Linked DNA regions of Homo sapiens: region 2 is linked to region 1. A link is a contact called in ENCODE Hi-C or POLR2A ChIA-PET data. All regions are on one chromosome and are shown on one strand. The core of a region is the stretch at or near the end of the contact, and the rest is flanking DNA. Distances in the headings are between cores, read along the strand shown.

What was found. A loop is a pair of places that touch in the nucleus more often than their neighbours do. ChIA-PET counts read pairs that join two places held with the same protein, here RNA polymerase II (POLR2A). Pooled maps may share reads with other maps.
Region 2: a pooled map shows a loop between it and region 1 (3-fold over the local background). The contact joins two enhancer-like sites. A Hi-C loop is called at or near these places in 2 of 168 maps with a recorded cell type or tissue (mammary epithelial cell and posterior vena cava) and 2 of 50 pooled maps. POLR2A ChIA-PET finds 5 or more read pairs at or near these places in 1 of 52 experiments (OCI-LY7).

Annotation. Positions count from the first base shown.
Region 1 is chr19:3,282,794-3,287,023 of GRCh38, reverse strand. CELF5 (CUGBP Elav-like family member 5) reads right to left here. Exons shown (of 13, transcript NM_021938.4): 9 at 2,060-2,122; 10 at 999-1,082. Among named protein-coding and RNA genes, the nearest start is that of CELF5, 60 kb to the right of the region's middle. Within about 2 kb of position 1,668, at least 10 of the 41 ENCODE cell types and tissues checked have a DNase peak (open chromatin) inside an H3K27ac peak, as active enhancers do.
Region 2 is chr19:2,887,638-2,891,577 of GRCh38, reverse strand. No RefSeq gene overlaps it. Among named protein-coding and RNA genes, the nearest start is that of ZNF57, 11 kb to the left of the region's middle. RefSeq lists a silencer at 3,816-3,940. Within about 2 kb of position 2,682, at least 12 of the 41 ENCODE cell types and tissues checked have a DNase peak (open chromatin) inside an H3K27ac peak, as active enhancers do.

The sequences.
Region 1 (4,230 bases), core at 419-2,918:
TTGCTCTGTCGCCCAGGCTGGAGTGCAGTGGTGCGATCTCGGCTCACTGCAAGCTCCGCCTCCTGGGTTCATGCCATTCTCCTGCCTCAGCCTCCCGAGTAGCTGGGACCACAGGCGCCCGCCACCACACCCAGCTAATTTTTTCTATTTTTTAGTAGAGACAGGGTTTCCCCGTGTTAGCCAGGATGGTCTCGATCTCCTGACCTTGTGATCCGCCCGCCTCGGCCTCCCAAAGTGCTGGGATTACAGGCGTGAGCCACCGTGCCCGGCCTTTTTTTTTTTTTTTTTTTTTGAGATGGAGTCTTGCTCTCTCACCCAGGCTGGAGTCCAGTGGGGAGATAGTAGCTCACTGAAGCCTTGACCTCCTGGGCTCAGTGATCCTCCTGCTCCAGCCTCCTGAGTAGCTGGGACTACAGGTGCACACCACTACACCTGGCCAATTTTTAATTTTTTTGTAGACATGGGGTCTTGCTAAGCCAGGCTGGTCTTGGACTCCTGGGCTCAAGTGATCCTCCCACCTCGGCCCCCAAAACGCTATGTAATTACAGGCGGGATCTACCGCACATGGCAAGAACTGTATGGATTTGAACCCTGACTGTCAGACTCCAGAATCGAATCCCTCCCTCCTTCGACAGCCTTGGCTTTACTGGGGAGGCCTCATTACCTGATACCTCATCGTGCCATGCCCCAGCCTCAAAAAGGGTTTCCTTTCCAAAAAATCCAGAGAATCACTCTTGGTTCTGGAGAGGGCTGGTAGGAAGTCACTGCTATTCCTACGGGGTCGGGGCGAGCATGGTTCTCTTTTCGGAGGAGGAAACAGAGAGGGAGATTCCCAGGGGTCAGCGGCTGCACCGGGACTCAACTCTGGCCTGTCCAGCCCCCAGGCCGCACTCTCAGCCCCGCGGGTCCCAGAGGCCCGGGCCAGACACGGAGCCTGCAGGTGGACAGGGCGGGCAGAGGGCGGGGCTGGCGCCCAGGGGAGGTTGCGGCCGCCTCACCTTCTCGCTGCTGCTGCTGCAGGAGGGGCGGCGGCTGGGGGACGCTGTGCGCGATGGGCGTGATGGCCGCGGTGGGGTACATGGCTGCGGAGACCGGAGCGAGACACAGGGCGAGGAGGGGCGTGAGGCCACGTGGGCGGCCTGGGCCGCTGGGCGGGGAGGGGGCGGGGCCATAAGAGGGTGGGGCCAAGGCAGGAGTGGGTGTGATCATGGCCTTTGTGGGGAGGGTTTGGGGGCGGGGCCAGGCCAGAGGGCGGGGCCAAGATCACAGACGAAACGGGGAGGGGCTATTGCCTGAGGGGCGGGGCCATGGTGGAGGGCAGGGCCAATACCGAGACGGGGCGGGGAAGGGGGGGTGGGGGCGGACCCCATGGCGTGAGGGGAGGGGTATAGGGGTTGGGCCACAGTAGAGGGCGGGGCCAAGGCTACAGGACAGTCCAGAGTGGGCGGGACCATTGCTTGAGGGGTGGGGTCACAGTGGAGGGCGGGGGCAAGACTGGGATGAAGGGCATGAGTGGGGCGGGGCCGTGACTTGATGGAGGGCTATGTGGGCAGGACCATGAGTTAAGGGGCGGGGCCGCAGCAGAGGGCGGGGTCACAGCCAGGCCTTAAGAAGTAGAGCCAGAGGTAGGGGCGGGGCTTTATCAGAGAGGCGTGGTCAGAGTAAAGGCAGGAAGTGAGGGGCGGGGCTAGGAGCTGCAGGAGGGAGGGTAAGGGGCAGGGCCGAGAGCTGGGGTTGGGTCAGAGCTAGAGACGTGGTCAAGGGGAATTCCCTCTCCCCAACACAGAACATGAGAGGGTAAGGCCATGGGTAAGCGCTGTCCTTAAAGGACAAGGGAAGGTCCTGTTTGCGGGTATAGGTGGTGGTGGGGTGGGACCAGTAACAGGGCCCGGGGTTGAATACAGGACAAGGGGCTAAGGGTGGGCCCTGAGGGGCGGGGCCAGAGGTAGGAGGCGCGGCTAGGCACAGAAGAACGACACGTCCGGGGCGGGCCCTGGGGGCGGGGCCCTAGGCGGGGGCGGGGCCAGGGCCCAGCGCGGGCACGCGGGCTGCCTCCTACCTGTGTACTGCTGGACTCCGGAGAAGGCAGGATGCAGTGTCTCGGCCACAGTCGGGCTCTGAGCTGCGGGCAGACAGAGGGGCTGAGTGGGGCGGGAGCAGCAGAAGTCTTCCATCCACCCCCGATCCTTAAGAGCCGCAAGGACAGCAACAAACACCCCGCCCAGCTTCTCCTCTGTGCTAAACCCTCTGTAGGACCAGGAAGCTGAGGCCGAGGAAGGTGAAGCCACTTGCACAGGGCCACTCAGATAGCAAATGGCAGAAGCTGAACTGGAATCCGGGTTTCTCGGACTCCAGAGAGAGATCACCATCGTCCCCATCTCCCTCTCCCTATCCCGACCCGGTTGCCTCCCAAGGGGGACCCTTCACTCCTCTCTACTCCCTGGATTCACCAGGACTTCAGCCTCCACCTCAAATCACCACCTGCCCCCATCCCCTGCCCCGTCTCCCTCTCCACATGAGTTTCCTCATCAGACACCCTGTAGCTCCCCCATCTAGCTGTAGCCTTCCTGCTACCGCTAGGGAAAGGGGTAGGGGAGGGAAGAAGTTGTCCAGGCCACCAAAGCTGATGATTCTGGGGAAAAATTCAGCCAAACAATTCTGCCCGAATGGAGAGTGTGCTGGAGGGCAGGGGATAGTGGTGGTGACTGTGACTTCAAAGGGGTGGCAGGAAGGAGTTCACTTTGTGGGCAAGAAGCAGTTCTGTATCTTCACTGTGGGAGATCCACAAGTCTGCATCTGTGACAAAATGGCAATTAACCGCCCCTGCACACACACACACACACGTGCACAGAGTGCATACAAAAACTCGTGAAATCAGCTGGGTGTGGTGGCTCACACTTGTGATCCCAACACTTTGGGAGGCCGAGGAAGGAGGATCGCTTGAGCCCAGGAGTTTCGAGACCAGCTTGGGCAACATAGCAAGACCCTCATTTCTTAAAAAATAAAATAAAATCGAAAATTAGCCAAGCATAATGGCACGTGCCTGTAGTCCCAGTGACTTGGGAGGCTGAGGTGAGAGGTGAGAGGATCGCTTCAGCCCAGGAGTTCGAGAGTTCAAGGCTGCAGCGAGCTATGATCACGCCACTGCACTCCAGCCTGGGCGACAGAGTGAGACTCTGTCGCTAAATAAATAAATGGTGAAATTTGAATACCGTCTGGAGTTGAATTAATTGTATGGTGCCAGTGTTAGTTTCCTGGGTTTGACAGTGACCTATGATTAGATAAGCTGCTGGCATCAGGGAAGCTGTGTGAAGGGTACCTGGGACTGCTCTGTGGTATTTTGGTAACTCCCTGTGAACCTCCAATCATTTCAAAATAAAATGTTAAGGCCAGTCACAGTGGCTCACACCTATAATCCCGGCACTTTGGGAGGCCTGCTTGAGCCCAGGAATTTGAGGCCAGCCTGGGCAACACAGCAAGATCCCGTCTGTACAAAAATTTAAAAATTAGCCGGGCGTGATGGCACATGCTTGTAGTCCCAGCTACAAGGAAGGCTGAGGTGGGAGGATTGCTTAAGCCCCAGAGATGGAGGCGGCAGTGAGCTGCGACGACACCACTGCACTCCAGCCTGAGTGACACAGTGAGACACTGTCTCTAAAACTAAATAAATAAAAATAATTAAAAAAATAAAAAGTTAGAAACAAATTCTCCTACATGGTGGAAAGACAGATAACTTACTTCACATAAATTAGATGTTGGAAGATGTTTGCCCTAAAATTGTAGGTGTAGCATAGAGAAAGGAAGGACCTCTGCTTCATGAAAGCAGGTGCAGCCTAAATCAGTGGGTCATTCATTCTGTGTTGAATGGATAAATGAATGAATCCAGGCATTGATATCTCCCCAAATGACACAGATGAATAATTAAGATTTATGGGCTGGGCGCAGTAGGTGAATCACCTGAGGTCAGGAGTTCGAGACCAGCCTGGCCAACATGGTGAAACCCCATCTCTACTAAAACTACAAAAATTAGCCGGGCATGGTGGCATGCGCCTGTAATCCCAGCTACTTGGGAGGCTGAGGCAGGAGAATCACTTGAACCTGGGAAGCGGAGGTTACAGTCAGCCAAGATTGTGCCACTGCAATGCAGCCTGGGCGACAGAGTGAGACCCTGTGTGAAGCCTTTTGCACACAGATTAAATTGTCAATGCAACCCTCTGAGGCTACTGATGT
Region 2 (3,940 bases), core at 1,433-3,932, 400 kb after region 1:
CACCACACCCGGCTAATTTTTTGTATTTTTAATAGAGATGGGGTTTCACCGTGTTAGCTAGGATGGTCTCGATCTCCTGACCTCGTGATCTGCCTGCCACGGCCTCCCAAAGTGCTGGGATTACAGGCGTGAGCCACCATGCCTGGCCGGTCCATCTTTATTTTTGCAATGCTCAAAAGCTTTAGGTAATATGATATGTACCTATGAAGTGAAAAGGTCACCAGAGTCTCACCAGTTATTCGGGCCATCAAGTGTGGCTGTTTATAGAGTCCTTTTGAATGAATTGTAAATTGTATTAAAGAGGTGGCCTTCTCAATTTGCTGCTAGTGTAGTCTGAGAGAATCTGTAGCCTAGGAAGCCACAGAGTTGCCCCTGGTTTGTAAAAGGATGTGGTCATCTGCACGGTTTTAATCCAGCATGTGCCCTTTCCTACAAGCAGAATGATAGCTGTGCAAGTTCTTGGTGATCCGGTAGATGCAAGAAGAGCTGTGGATGGTAAGGGAGAGTCTAGGAATAATGAAGGTGAGCTGCAGACACTGTGTCATTTTGAACAGCGTCCCAATTTAGTATCAAAGGATATTTGGCATTCTCAAAAATACTTTGATACTAAATTGGGACGGTGTTCAAAATCCCAAATTTTGGAAAATTTTAATGCCCTTTTATAGGAGATGGTAGTTTTTGTTTTGTTTTGTTTTTGAGACTGAGTCTCACCCTGTCACCCAGGCTGGAGTGCAGTGGCACAATCTCGGCTCACTGCAACCTCCGGAAAGGCCAGATTTTTTTCTAATGAGGCATAATGCCCAAACAGGAGCACATGCTGCTCTTCACACTCATTATTTCCATATGCTCAATTTTCCGATACATGTCACAGCAAAGCAGAAATACAACACCTTTTTGCTGAATTAAACAGCAAGTCGGCCAGGTATGGTGGCTCACGCCTGTCATCCCAGCACTTTGGGAGGCGGAGACAGGTGGATCACATGAGGTCAGGAGTTCAAGACCAGCCTGGTCAACACGGTGAAACCCGTCTCTACTAAAAATGCAAAAATTAACTGGGCGTGGTTGCGAATGCCTGTAATCCCAGCTACTCAGGAGGCTGAAGCAGGAGAATCGCTTGAACCCGCGAGGCGGAGGTTGCAGAGAGGTTGCACCATTGCACTCCAGCCTGGGCGACAGAGCGAGGCTCCATCTCAAAAAATAAATACATATAAATAAATAATAAAAATAAACTCACCTGAACCTTTTTAGATAAGCAAAACCAATTTTTTTCCACTTCCTTGGCAACCGAACAGAGAATGGCGTGAGAAAGAAGAAATCGCGAGCCGTCATTGCTTTCTTGGAACCCAACCTGAAATTAAGAAAGGCCACCAGGGCCATGCCTCTCTCACCTCAGACACAGATTCAGAGAGAAGCGAGAAGGCACCTCTGTCCCCAAGTTCCTGGGGCCTGAGCTCTGCACACACCGTAGGTCTGAAACGTGAACTTCCCTTTGAGGGTCATCCTGGGCGGAATTCCAGTCCTTAGGTATCTGCACGTATTCCCAGGCTTGAGGCCATTTCAACCCTAAATCAGGAATTCCAAGTCTGGTTTTGTGTCTTCTGACTACGAATCTTGCCTAGAGATGCAAAGGTGTGACCGGGTGTGCTGGCTCGCGCCTGTAATCCCAGCACTTTGGCAGGCCGCGGTGGGTGGATCACCTGAGGTCAGGAGTTCGAGACCAGCCTGGCCAACATGGTGAAACCCCGTCTCTACTAAAAATACAAAAATTAGCTGGGCGTGGTGGTGCGCGTCTGTAGTCCCAGCTGCTCGGGAGGCTGAGGCAGGAGAATGGCTTGAACCTGAGAGGTGGAAGTTGCAGGGAGCCAAGATGAGGCCACGGCACTCCAGCCTGGGTGACAGAGCGAAACTCTGTCTCAAAAGAAAAAAAAAAAAAGAGGCCAGGCGCGGTGGCTCATGCCTGTAACCCCAGCACTTTGGGAGGCCGAGGCAGGCAGATCACAAGGTCAGGAGATGGAGACCATCCTGGTTAACACGATGAAACCCCGTCTCTACTAAAAATACAAAAAATTAGCGGGGCGTGGTGGCGGGCGCCTGTGGTCCCAGCTACTCGGGAGGCTGAGGCAGGAGAATGGCGTGAACCCAGGAGGCGGAGCTTGCAGTGAGCCGAGATTGCGCCACCGCACTCCAGCCTGGGTGACAGAGCGAGACTCCGTCTCAAAAAAAAAAAAAAAAAAAAAGAGAGATGCGCAGGTGTCTCATCTTAAGCGTATTCCCCTGGAGGCCTGCCATGTGGCAGTGAGGTGACCGGAAGTAGAAAACGAGGACAATCAGACCTCGAACTCACACCCCTCAGCTACAGGAACCGGCGCTGCCACCTCGTCATTTCAGCATCAATCCTGCAGGCGTCACGCTACGTCACATCCGGGAGAGGCCGCGCTGCCGACAGGTGCAACATGCGGCGGCGACGCCCCACTCTAGTCCCGAACGCTAGCCTGAGGCTCGGGACCGCACATGCGCATTCCCCACGGAGGCCACCGCCCCCTGGCTTCCTGGTAGTCCGTGGACACCAGGCGGTGTCTGTGGTCCCCTCCTTCTCGGGCACCTTGCTCGTCCACTGCTTGGGGCACCACTCGGGGAACCCGAGCGCTTTGGAAATGTGGTTCAAAAAAGGACAGCCCTTAAACGCTAGGGTCCCGCCCCTCAGATTGCTCCCAGCATGCAACGCGGCCCCTCCTCCAAAGCCGCTGTGCCCTGGAGGCAGCTGGGAGCTCCAACCGAGCATGGTGCACAGGTGCAAGCGGGTTGTGCTTCCTGTTTGGGGAGTTGTGTCGTTGGTTTTCCGGAAAGCTCGGAAGGAAGGGGCTCCACCACAATAAGGATTTGTGTATCTAAACATACCGAGCCATGCAAAAGGCACAGTTTTCCAAAGACGTTGTAGCAACTTAGCATTTTTTTAATTTTTATTTATTTTTTCTTTTTAGAGATGGGGGGGGTGGTCTCACTGTGTTGCCCAGGCTGGTCTTGAACTCCTGGGCGCAAGCGATCCTCCCGCCTCAGCCTCCCAAAATGCTGGGACTACAGGCGTGAGCCACTGTGCCAGCCACAACTTAGCATTTCTGTTGCACATATTCAGCAATAGCATTTTCCTGGATGTTTTGGGCTTTCAGTCAGTATGGTAGGGAGTAGTAGTATGTCATTTTCGCTCTAATTTGCATTTCCCTTAAGAAAAAACTGAATTATCATTTAAATATTAGCCACTTGGACAAGCTTCCTTTGTGAATGATTAATCAAATCTGTAATTTTACTTCTCTATTGTGCTGCCTGCCTTCTTAGTAATTTATAGGAGCGTTTAGACTCTGTATGCAAGCCCTTTGCCAGATCTGTGTATCGCACGTTTCTTCTTCCATTCTATAAACTCTCTTTTCACTCTGCTATGGTGCCTTTTGTTTTGTAGCTTCTAATATCTGTTCATTCTATTTTATGGTGTTTTTGTGTTTTCAGAAATGTTTGCTTATTCCAATTCATGATCTCTTATGTTTTCACATTTATCTTCGGTGATAAATCTGGAAACAATTTTCATTTATGGCATGATGTAGAGGTATAGATACATTTTATGTTTGTGTAAAGTTCCTGGCTAAGGGGCAGAGGCAAGGACATGACCAAGCAGACACATATTGGCTGGAAATGCTCTCAGAGAAAGCGGGAGAAGCTCAGCTCAGATCCACGTGGAGATGTACTGAAGAGTTCCGGTAGATGGCGGGTGGTACCAAAGCAGAAAAAATGGTTGTAACCATCAATAAGGCCACGCAGCACTAAATGCCAGCCTACACTGACAGCCACTTGGCAAGACACAAGGTCCAACAGTAGAGGACTTTACAAAGGTTCCTGGGCCCCACGTGTGTGTAGAATGGGTGGGCTGCTTCAGCCATAGCCTTGGTCT